2 separate regions of the Homo sapiens genome follow, and region 1 is linked to region 2. Evidence: chromatin loops called from intact Hi-C (ENCODE). Cell type or tissue: CD4-positive, alpha-beta T cell. All regions are shown on one strand. Region 1 overlaps LZTR1 (leucine zipper like post translational regulator 1). Region 2 holds the start of LRRC74B (leucine rich repeat containing 74B).

The links. Hi-C counts contacts between places; a loop is a spot of excess contacts. Peaks named below come from ENCODE experiments on the same cell type or tissue, not always from the same donor. Only the 100,000 strongest peaks of a DNase experiment are listed, where the experiment ranks them.
Region 1: a loop joins it to region 2, with 9 times the contacts of the local background. A loop is called at or near these places in 20 of 110 quality-filtered maps.

Annotation. Positions count from the first base shown.
Region 1 is chr22:20,989,896-20,994,895 of GRCh38, forward strand. LZTR1 (leucine zipper like post translational regulator 1) reads left to right here. Exons shown (of 21, transcript NM_006767.4): 8 at 491-630; 9 at 1,733-1,934; 10 at 2,319-2,474; 11 at 2,899-3,009; 12 at 3,767-3,859; 13 at 4,029-4,124; 14 at 4,209-4,374; 15 at 4,663-4,832; 16 at 4,975-5,000. Among named protein-coding and RNA genes, the nearest start is that of THAP7-AS1, 9.5 kb to the right of the region's middle. In CD4-positive, alpha-beta T cell, no CTCF peak of the experiment used is centred here; no DNase peak of the experiment used is centred here.
Region 2 is chr22:21,043,401-21,048,400 of GRCh38, forward strand. LRRC74B (leucine rich repeat containing 74B) reads left to right here and starts at 2,546. Exons shown (of 10, transcript NM_001291006.2): 1 at 2,546-2,725; 2 at 3,956-4,098; 3 at 4,484-4,616. The coding sequence starts at 2,587. It also overlaps the pseudogene P2RX6P. In CD4-positive, alpha-beta T cell, no CTCF peak of the experiment used is centred here; a DNase peak (open chromatin) is centred at 2,391; H3K4me3 peaks cover 639 bases; H3K27me3 peaks cover 453 bases.

The sequences.
Region 1 (5,000 bases), 54 kb before region 2:
GGCCTTCACGACCAGTTCCTCACTGTGGCTGCACAGTGATTCGAGGTTTGGTGCTTTGGATGGGCAGAGTGCCACGTGTGTGAGGATGTGGTTTTGCTTTAACGCACCCTTTATTTCAGTGCAGTGAGGGCCGTCTGCTATCCAGTGTCCTGCTCCCTGGAGCTCCCCCTGGGCTTGCTTTCCCCTTTAGAAACATGGAATTTATTTATTTATTCATTAAAAAAAATTGTTTTTCAGTCTTCTGGGCATGAAAAACATGAGTTTAGCCCCTGATGATTTAACCCTGACGATTTTAACCCCAGCTGTTCACAACTGGGCCCCGTGAAGTGGATGAGACAGGGCTATGAGCTGTTCCAAGACAAAGGAATCTGTGAATCCTCATCTGGGGAAGTTTCAAGAATAAAAGCAGTCCCATCTCAGCAGTCTCGAGTGTGGTGAAATGTGAGCGGGCCCTGTGAGGCCGGGGCTGAGCTGTCCTCTCCCCCTGCAGGTGGCCCAGAGTGGCGAGATCCCCCCATCTTGCTGCAACTTCCCCGTGGCTGTGTGCCGGGACAAGATGTTTGTATTCTCTGGGCAAAGCGGAGCCAAAATAACCAACAACCTCTTCCAGTTTGAATTCAAGGACAAGACGTGAGTACTCTGGCCAGTGGGGTGGAGGGAGGACGGTCAGTTCCCTCGAATCCTTCTGAATATGAAGAACGCCTCTTGCACCTGGTGGCCATGGTAACCATCCTTGTGAGCTCTGCAAACAGCAGGAGGTTACAGCCCGGAGCAGGGATGTGCGGTGCCCCTGGCAGGTCCCCAGGATATGGCTACAGCTTAGCAAGATAAGGCCTGGCGAGGAGGCCCCTGGCTAGGCCTCCCTCTGAACGTGAAGGACGTCCCCTTCCTCGTGAATAGCTTGGTCAGTGCCACCAGTAACAGACGTGGCCTGCATAGATCTCAAATAATGGCAGAAGACCAGAGGGGCCTGCAGGTCCTGAGAGGTCTGGCCCATGCTGCCCCTGGCTGCTGGCCAGCCCTTGATCCCTGCAATGGGGCTGCAGGAGAGGGCACAAGGAGTGTGAGCTGCAGGTACAGGGGGTTTGGGAAGGGACTTGGGAGCTTCCCTGGAGGCCACGGGTGCGTGGGAGGAAGGGCAGGGAGCCCCAGGATGAGGGAAATTGTCAAGGGCCTGGGGCTCAGCATGGAGCCAGATGGCATAGCCCTGCCAGGCCAGGATCTGTTCTGAAGTCTTCAGCTAACTTAGCAAAAGAGAGGACTTGCTGGGAGGTACTGGGAAGCCTGGGAGGTGGAAGGTGCTGGGGCAGCATCAGGATGTGGGGTACAGGCAGCTCCCAGGATGGGGACTCAGCTGTGGGGATGCTCTGACTGGGCAGCGTGAACACAGTGACCTGCAATGGTCTCTGCACAACTTTACTCCCCAGAGAGCAGGACTGCCTGGGCGGGTCAGATGCCACCCTCCTGCCCATCACTGCTGCCTGCTCCATGGGGAGAGGGGGGAGCTCTGGCAGGACCCTGCGGTGGGCCACATGGAGCCAGGCAGGGCTGGTGCCCGTGCTGGATGGGGTGAGAGGTGCTCAGCGCAGGTGTCTAGGCCCTCCCTCTGGACCCTGGGCTAGTCACCGTAAGGGATGCAGGGGGACCTCCCAGTGAAGGCCTGCTGTGGGGAGGCCCCGAGGGTGAGCAGGAGCCCCTGTCCCAGCATTGATTCACTGTTGTGTACCCCCAGGTGGACACGCATCCCAACTGAACACCTGCTCCGGGGCTCCCCACCACCCCCGCAGCGGCGCTACGGGCATACCATGGTGGCCTTTGACCGCCACCTCTATGTGTTTGGGGGTGCGGCCGACAACACGCTGCCCAACGAGCTGCACTGCTATGACGTGGACTTCCAGACCTGGGAGGTCGTCCAGCCCAGCTCCGACAGCGAGGTGAGGGTGCCCAGGGGTGTCCTGACCTGCCAGCTGGACACCAGTAGCTCCTACCCTGCTCCCACCCAGCTCCTCACAGCTTTGGGGCCCCCTGGGGTTCCAGACAGCTACCAGGAGCAAGGCCAGGACACCTGGGCCTCAGCCCTGGACACCTGCCCCGGCCTCCAGCCCCAGCTTCACCCCACAGCCTGCAGGTAGTTAACGCTTCACACCCCATCATGGCTGCATGGGGCTGCTGTGCTGCAGACCTTTCCTGGGAAGCCCACGGCCATGCAGCTCTTCCTTCTTTCAGAACCCACTCTCAAGGCCAGGATGGTGGGGGTCTCTGGGCACCTACCTGGCCCTTGCCAACTGGTCTCATGCCCATGTGTCTCCCCTCTTCAGGTTGGTGGGGCTGAAGTGCCCGAGCGAGCCTGTGCTTCCGAGGAGGTGCCCACCCTGACCTATGAGGAGCGGGTTGGCTTCAAGAAGTCCCGAGATGTGTTTGGCCTGGACTTTGGCACCACCTCAGCCAAGCAGCCCACCCAGCCTGCCTCGGAGGTACAGGCTGGGATCCTCATTAAGACTCCATCACCCCCTGAAACAGGTCCTGTGATCAACACCTCTCACACATGGGGAGACTGAGGCCCCGAGAAATACTTGCTTGGGGTCACACCACAAAGGGGGTACAGGGCCAAGGGCCCTCACCCTGCTGGCCAGGCTGCAGCTTTCTGGGGTGGGTGCCACACACTGGCCCAAGTGCCCTGACCACTCTGAGGGTCTCCATGGCCCGTCATGCCCCACTCGCCTACATGGGTACCAGGTCCCACCTGTGTCTGTACCCAGGGGCCCTCATCCCTTGGGGACCCTGCCCCCTGGCCCTTCATGGCCATGAGGTGCCGCATCCTTGCCTTACCTGGCTGCACCAGCCGCACTGTGGAGGCTCTGCTCCCCCACCATTCCACCCTGCCTTCTTGTCCCCCAGCTGCCCAGTGGGAGGCTCTTCCACGCGGCTGCTGTCATCTCGGACGCCATGTACATCTTCGGGGGCACGGTGGACAACAACATCCGCAGCGGGGAGATGTACAGGTTCCAGGTGTGGGGCCTGTGGGCCTGTAGAGCCGGCTGGGTGGACGGATCCCCCGTGATGAGAAACTGAGGCCAAGTTGGGGGGCAGGGCTTATCCAGGCCATTGCCAGGGCCACACCTGGCAGGATGGAAGCCTTGGGAGGAGCCCTGTGGGCTGAGGGTGGGCTGAGGTGGCACTAAAGTGGGCAGCCTTCGTGCAGTGGGGCAGGCAGATGGTGCTGGGGCTCACGGCAGAGTCAGTGGAGGGAGCCGGGCCAAGCTGGGCTCAGCACCAGAGCCTCACAGGCATCATAGCCTGGCCCAGGGCAGAGCCAGGGCCGACAGTGGCTTGCGTTGACAGCCCCTTCCCAGGCCTGGAGGAGCAGGTGGTCAGGGCAGGGACTCACAGCCACAGTGAGGTCAGGGCCAGCTTCCTGGAGGAGGTTGGGATGTGCTGGTGGGGGCCAGTGTGAGGACGCAGGTCCAGGCAGAGTGGAGACGGCAGAGCTCTGCTGAGGCCTGGGGCCCAGCCGAAGGCAAGAGAGGCAGGGGAGCCCTTTCCTGCTGTGGAGCCGGCCGTGGACAGTTGCAGGTGCTGAGGCTGGAGCCAGGCTGTATTTTCAGGGTGGGGTAGCGGCTGCTTCCTCTCCTCAGCCAGGCCCACCTGCCTCCTGGGCCCTGAGGGTCAGCATGGGCCAGGTGGGGACCTCAGGGTCGGCCTGCACAGCCACACTGGGGCCACCCTGCTGTCTGCAACATCTAGTCTCACTGGGCCCCTCTTGCAGTTCTCCTGTTACCCTAAATGCACGCTGCACGAGGACTACGGGCGGCTGTGGGAGAGCCGCCAGTTCTGCGACGTGGAGTTCGTGCTGGGTGAGGTGGGTGCCTGTCCTCGCACCCTGCTCTGCCTGCTGTGCCTGGGCAGTGGGAATTTCGCCCCTCAGAAAAACAGCTGCTGGCCTGGTGGTGCTGACCTTGGCTGGCTGGGTCTCTGTTCTCTGGGGCGAGGGTCCTGTGCCCTCTGCCAGTGCATCATTCTTTGTGCAGAAGGAGGAGTGCGTGCAGGGCCACGTAGCCATTGTCACAGCGCGGAGCCGCTGGCTTCGCAGGAAGATCACGCAGGCGCGGGAGAGGCTGGCCCAGGTGAGGTGCCTAACCGCCCTGCCCTGACCTGGCAGCCATGCCTGGTGTCCACTGGGGTGTCCTTGAGCTCCCTTCTCCCCACAGAAGCTGGAGCAGGAGGCCGCCCCAGTTCCCAGGGAGGCCCCCGGCGTGGCTGCTGGTGGGGCCCGGCCGCCCCTGCTGCACGTGGCCATCCGGGAGGCCGAGGCCCGGCCCTTCGAGGTGCTCATGCAGTTCCTCTACACCGACAAGATCAAATACCCACGGAAAGGTCCGCCTGGGTGGGGGTGGAGCAGGGTTGGTGTGGGCTGGGGTGCGGGCAGCAGAGCCAAAAGGTGGGTGCTGCCAGCCCTGCCTTACTGATGGGCCCCCTGAGGCTCAGAGGCTGCAGGTCACCCTCCTTACCCATGATCACTGCAGCTGGACGCCATCTGAGTCCCCCGAGGCCTTGTTCCTACCTAGTGGCCCCAGCCCACACTCTTCCATGGGGGGAGCCCTGCGCCCTGTGCCCTGCCCTCCCCTCTCCGGCTCCCTGAGATTCGGGGGCTCTGGGGCGCAGGCCATGTGGAGGATGTGCTGCTCATCATGGATGTGTACAAACTGGCACTGAGCTTCCAGTTGTGCCGCCTGGAGCAGCTGTGCCGCCAGTACATCGAGGCCTCCGTGGACCTGCAGAACGTGCTGGTTGTGTGCGAGAGTGCCGCCCGGCTGCAGCTGAGCCAACTCAAGGTGTGGGGTGGGGTCAGCGCAATCAGGGTTGGGTGGGGTGTGCTCAGGCTTAGGCCCCCTCCCTGCCCACCACTGTGAGCCCCTCGCCCAGCCTGGGGCCCTGGCTTGACTCTGCCTGCCTGCCTGTGCCTGTCTGCCCCAGGAGCACTGCCTGAACTTCGTGGTAAA
Region 2 (5,000 bases):
GAGGAGGCGAGAGGGGCATCTAAGGGCCTTCTAGGAGGCCATAGTCTCATGCAGGCATGGCATGGGCAGTAGTGAAAAATGTTGGAAGGGACAGGAAGGGGTTGAGGCTGAGTCATGGGTCTGGCTGAGGCACTAGTGGATGTCACAGCCATCATGACTAGTGGATGTCACAGAGGCCATGCCAGGAGAGGGAAATAATTGATCTTTGGACATATGAGTGTGCACCTGGAAGACAGCTGTGCTCTGGGCAGGTGTTCACTGGGGCTACATACACCCTGGGAATCAGAGGAGCAGAGGTGGGTGGAAGTTAAGGCTGTGGATAAGCTGGGTGGAGGGAAGAGGAAAATGCAGCTGAGAAGGGTGGAGGAGGAGCACCTGACCGAGGTGCCCCAGGTCAGGGAGCAGGGCTACAGGAAGTTCCACGCCCTGGCCCCACCACACCCCTCCCACACCACTCTCAAGCTCAAGCCATTAGTCTCAAACACTCCCTTCTTTTCTGTTGGCAGCCTTCGGAAATGCAGTTTCTCTGGCCTGGTTTCTCAACCCATCCCTTTTTCTACCAGAAACCTCCTACACATCCCTGAAAGTCCTGTTCAGGTGCCACTCCTCTGTGAAGCCCTTCCTGAGAACCTGCAGCCACCTTTGGCATCACATGCTTCTCTCTCGCACACACTGGCTGCATGGCGGGTGTTCAAGCTGTCAGTGGGGAAAGGACTTGCGCCCCCGTCAGCAACATCAGGGCCCCCACCTGAGGTGGCTTCACGAAGTCGGCCACATCCCACAGCCGGTTTCCAAGCTCCTTGATCTGAGTCACGGAAACCCCTTTGAGTTTGGTTGTGATGGAAATCTGGGGTTCCAGGTCCCGCTCCTGGTAGCCTTTTTTGGCGAGGAGCGCCCACCTGGGAAGGAGAAGATGGGCAGTGTGGTGTCCCCCCAGCGTGTAGTGACGGGGCAGAGCTGGGCCCTACATGCTCAGTTCTCTCCCCACACCCTACAGGCTCCCAGTCCAGCATCCTCTCTGGCCCCACTTCCCACTGTAGACTCCCTGAACGAGACAGAAGCTCCAGCCATGCATCAGAGAGCCAGTGCCCTCAGACAATCACCTTCACTAGCCAGCACCCACCCCCAGCCTCAGTAGACCCAGCTCCGAGCTTATAGACTCCCCTGACCGGAGATATAGCTGGTGGTCTCTCTGGGGGCCTAGTGCTCCAGCTCTCACAGATGTTAAGGACAATGTCTTGTGCCCCCTGGGTGGGGCCGTGGGGAGGGACTGGGAAGCAGGCAGGTGGACACACAGGACAAACACACAGCTTGTTCTTGCTCTCCTGTCTTGTATTGCCTACCTCCCACCCCGTCCCATTATGGCCCCTTCCCCTCCAGCCCCTAAACAGCCCAACCCTCAACTTCAACCCAGCAGGACCAAGCCCCACCCCCGACCTCTTCCCTTGCCCCTCCAGCCTGGCCAAAAGCTCTTCTCTCTTACCCTACCACATAGACGACGATCCCAAACTGCAGCAGCCTCTGCAGGGCGCCCCCCCACCAGTTCCTGGTCATCACATACTTCTCCGTTTTATAATCCAGAAGCCCCTAGTCTGCTGTGGCCCCTGGGGAGCCCATGCTGCCAGCTCCTGCTAGCTGCGGGCACATGAGTCAGCATGGCAGCTGCAGCCGCAGCTGAACAGGAGGCAAAGCAGGGCCCGAGCCAGGCCACGCCAGCCGCTGTTAAAGGGACACTTCCACTAAAGCAGGATCCAGCCTCCAACACCCAGCCTTCAGCCCCTAACCCCAGCTGCCCTGCACCTCCCACCCTCCCTACATTCTCTTTGCTGGGCCCTGGTGGCACACAGAAAACAGCAGCTCTGTCCCTGCCCTCTGGCCTCACTTCCTCCGGTGGGAGTGGACGTGGTGAGAGGATGGGGAAGGACAGCTGTTATCAGTGCTGTGAGAAGACGGCCTGAGGGCAGCAACAGCCCCGGGGGGGCTCTGAGTAAAGCTTCAGGAATAAGTGACTTCTGAGCTGACGCTTGCAGATTCTGAAGTTCAACAAGCAGACAAAGATGGGGATGGAGGTTCCCAGGGGAGCGAACAGCGTATGCAAAGGCCAGCGCATGCAAGAGAACTGAGAGCCACAGAGTGAGAGGGTGACCTGGCTCTGCGAAGTTCCCCAGGCCCTCCTGAAAAGCCATTCCCAAGTGCAGTGAAGAAAACACAAGCTCTGGAGTCAGGCATGTTTCCCATTCCATGAAAGGGGGGCGATGCTGGAACCGCCTAGGGGAGGCAGGGGGATAAACGCAGCAAGGCGCCCAATCCGGTGCATGGTCTGTGGCGCATGCAGTGTATCAGCCCGGGCGAGGAGCCTCAGCACAAGCCGGCCACAGTTTCTACGGCAACCGACAACACCGGGTTGCCGGGGCGACCGCCGCGGGAGAGCGCGTCGCTATTGGCTGTGGGGGGTGCCTGTTGCTGGACGGCACATTCGGTTGGTCAGCGCAGCCGCAGACTCCGCCCACAATCCCGGGCCGCGCTCTGGGCGCGGGGTCAAGCTGTCTCCGACTCAGTGTCTGAGACTGCGAGAGGGTCGTAACCATGAGGGGTTCCTGTGAGAGGTCTGGGGAGGATGAAGAGCAGAAAGAAGAGGCTATGGTGGCCTGTGGGCGTCTTTCAGGGGTCCCCGAGGCCGAGCAGGGTCCCGAGGCCAATTGGGACTCCGACCTGGAGACGGAAGGTGCTCGGGGGAGGGGGCAGGCCCGACTCCTCCCCTTTGGGGGTCTTCTCCCGCAGGGGTTGGGGGAGGCGGGCTGGGGCTAAGGCCAGCAGGGAACGTACCCGCCTGCGGGGCGCCTCCAGCCCCCTGCCTTCCCTTCATTGCTCCTGGAAGCATCAGGATAAAATGCAAAATCCCGCCAGACAGTGCACCAAGGGCTGTCCCACCCTGAAATGAAATCAGAGCCGGGTTTTCCCAATCCACAGGAAAAACTAAGCTAATGGATGTATGGAATTTAGAACTATCTCGGTTTTTTCTCCCGTAAAATGTTTACAAAACATTTGTGGCCTGCAATCCAGGTTAAAAGACACAGCATGCAATTTGGCATCAGACAGGCAGAGGCCTGACTCTGGCAGGATTAGCTACCACCACTAGCTGTGGGATGCTCAGCGCAGGCCAGCCATGACTTCTACTACAAACAACATTGGGTTGCTTGGGCTCATATTTATTAATAAATAAATATATAAATAAATTATTTATTTATTAGAGCCAGGGTCTTGCTCTGTCACCCGGGCGTCAGTGCAGTGGCAGGATAATAGCTCACTGCAGCCTTGAACTCTGCACTCTAGTGAGCCTTCTGCCTCAGCCTCCTGAGTAGCTGGGACTACAGGAGACCACCACGTCTGGCTAATATAAAAATTTTTTGGCTGGGTGGGGTGGCTCACGCCTGTAATCACAGCACTTTGGGAGGCCCAGGCAGGCAGATCACCTGAGGTCAGGAGTTCGAGACCAGCCTGGCCAACATGGTGAAACCCCGTCTCTACTGAAAATACAAAAAACTAGCCCAGTGTGGTGGTGGGCGCCTGTAATCCCAGCTACTCGGGAGGCTGAGGCAGGAGAATTGCTTGAACCTGGGAGGCAGAGGTTTCAGTGAGCCGAGATCGTGCCACTGCATTCCAGCCTGGGTGACAGAGCAAGAGTCTGTCTCGAAAAAAAAAAAAAGAAAATTTGTCTAGCTATGTTGCCCAGGTTGTCCAGCTTTCTTTTGATAGCCGTATGACTTTAAGGAAAAGATTTGCGTTGCCTGAGGCTTGATGTCCTCATCTGTCATATGGGAGCAGTGGTCCCAAGAAGCACAGGAAGCAGTGCTTCTAGAGGCAAAACATAGGCCAGGTAGTGACACAGGGCAGGGGAGGACACAGGTGGCTGTAGCTGTGCAGGGTCCACATTCGTCCCCCTGTCTCCTGCCAGGCACCGATGGGCTTGGAGAACTGGTCAGGGACACACTGTACCTGAGGTCTTGCCGGGCCCATAGTGTTGTGCCCATCTCCTGCTTTCTGCGCCAAGGGAGCGCCCAAGAGCTGAACCTCCGGCACCGTGGCCTGGGGCCCCAGGTACCACTGGAGGGACACTGTATCCAGGCTTACGGGGAGAGGCCTCGGGAGACAGCAGCCATGGGAGTGCCCCTGTGTCTGTCCCCTACACTCCCCAGCTTCTGCCTGTGTCAGTCATGCCCTACCCTCCACATCTGGGAGACAGATGGGATTGAGGCTGTGACAGGTGGCGTTAAGGGTTGTGGATCCTGCAGGCTCCTAACCCGCTGGGGGGTCAGGGAGAGCTGGGGGTGGGGGGAGACCTTCACAGAGCCTAAAAGGAGAAGCAGGTGTCACTTAAAACAGGTGGGAAGGGGAGGGCTTTCCAGCTGGAGGATGTGGAGTGGGCTGAGCCCTGGAGCATGAGCCAGGATAGTGGCCAGTGTGTTTGCTCTGTCTGTCCCAGGGCGCCCGGGCTCTGGCTTCCTCATTGAGCTCCAATCCATATGTCAAGCGGCTGGACCTTCGAGACAATGGGCTCTGTGGGGCAGGTGCAGAGGCCCTGGCAGGTGCCCTGAGCAAAAGCAGCAGCATCCATGGTAGGTGCTGGGTCTGGGGCAGGTGGGCAGGCGTGTCCTCCTTTTCCTCAGGGATGTGCCTCCATCGTTGAAAGCTGGGCCGTGTCACCTGGGGCCTGCTGGTGTTGCTGGTGGATAGAAGAGGGGCCTCATCACAGGAGGGGGCATGTGGGGTGGAGTTAGACCCTCTGCTGTGCAGCCGATGCCTGATAGAAGTCCTTTCCTCACCCACCCCACACCATCACTCCCCTCCCTTGCTGGCCAGCATCCCCCTCTTCACCTAGCACATGGGAGACTCCCAGTACCTGAATGCAGGATGGGAGAGTCCTTCCACACAGAGAGGTGGGAGTTGGGCATTGTAAGAAGCAGGTAGGCAATGTGGGAGTTTGATGGGGCTGGATCCAA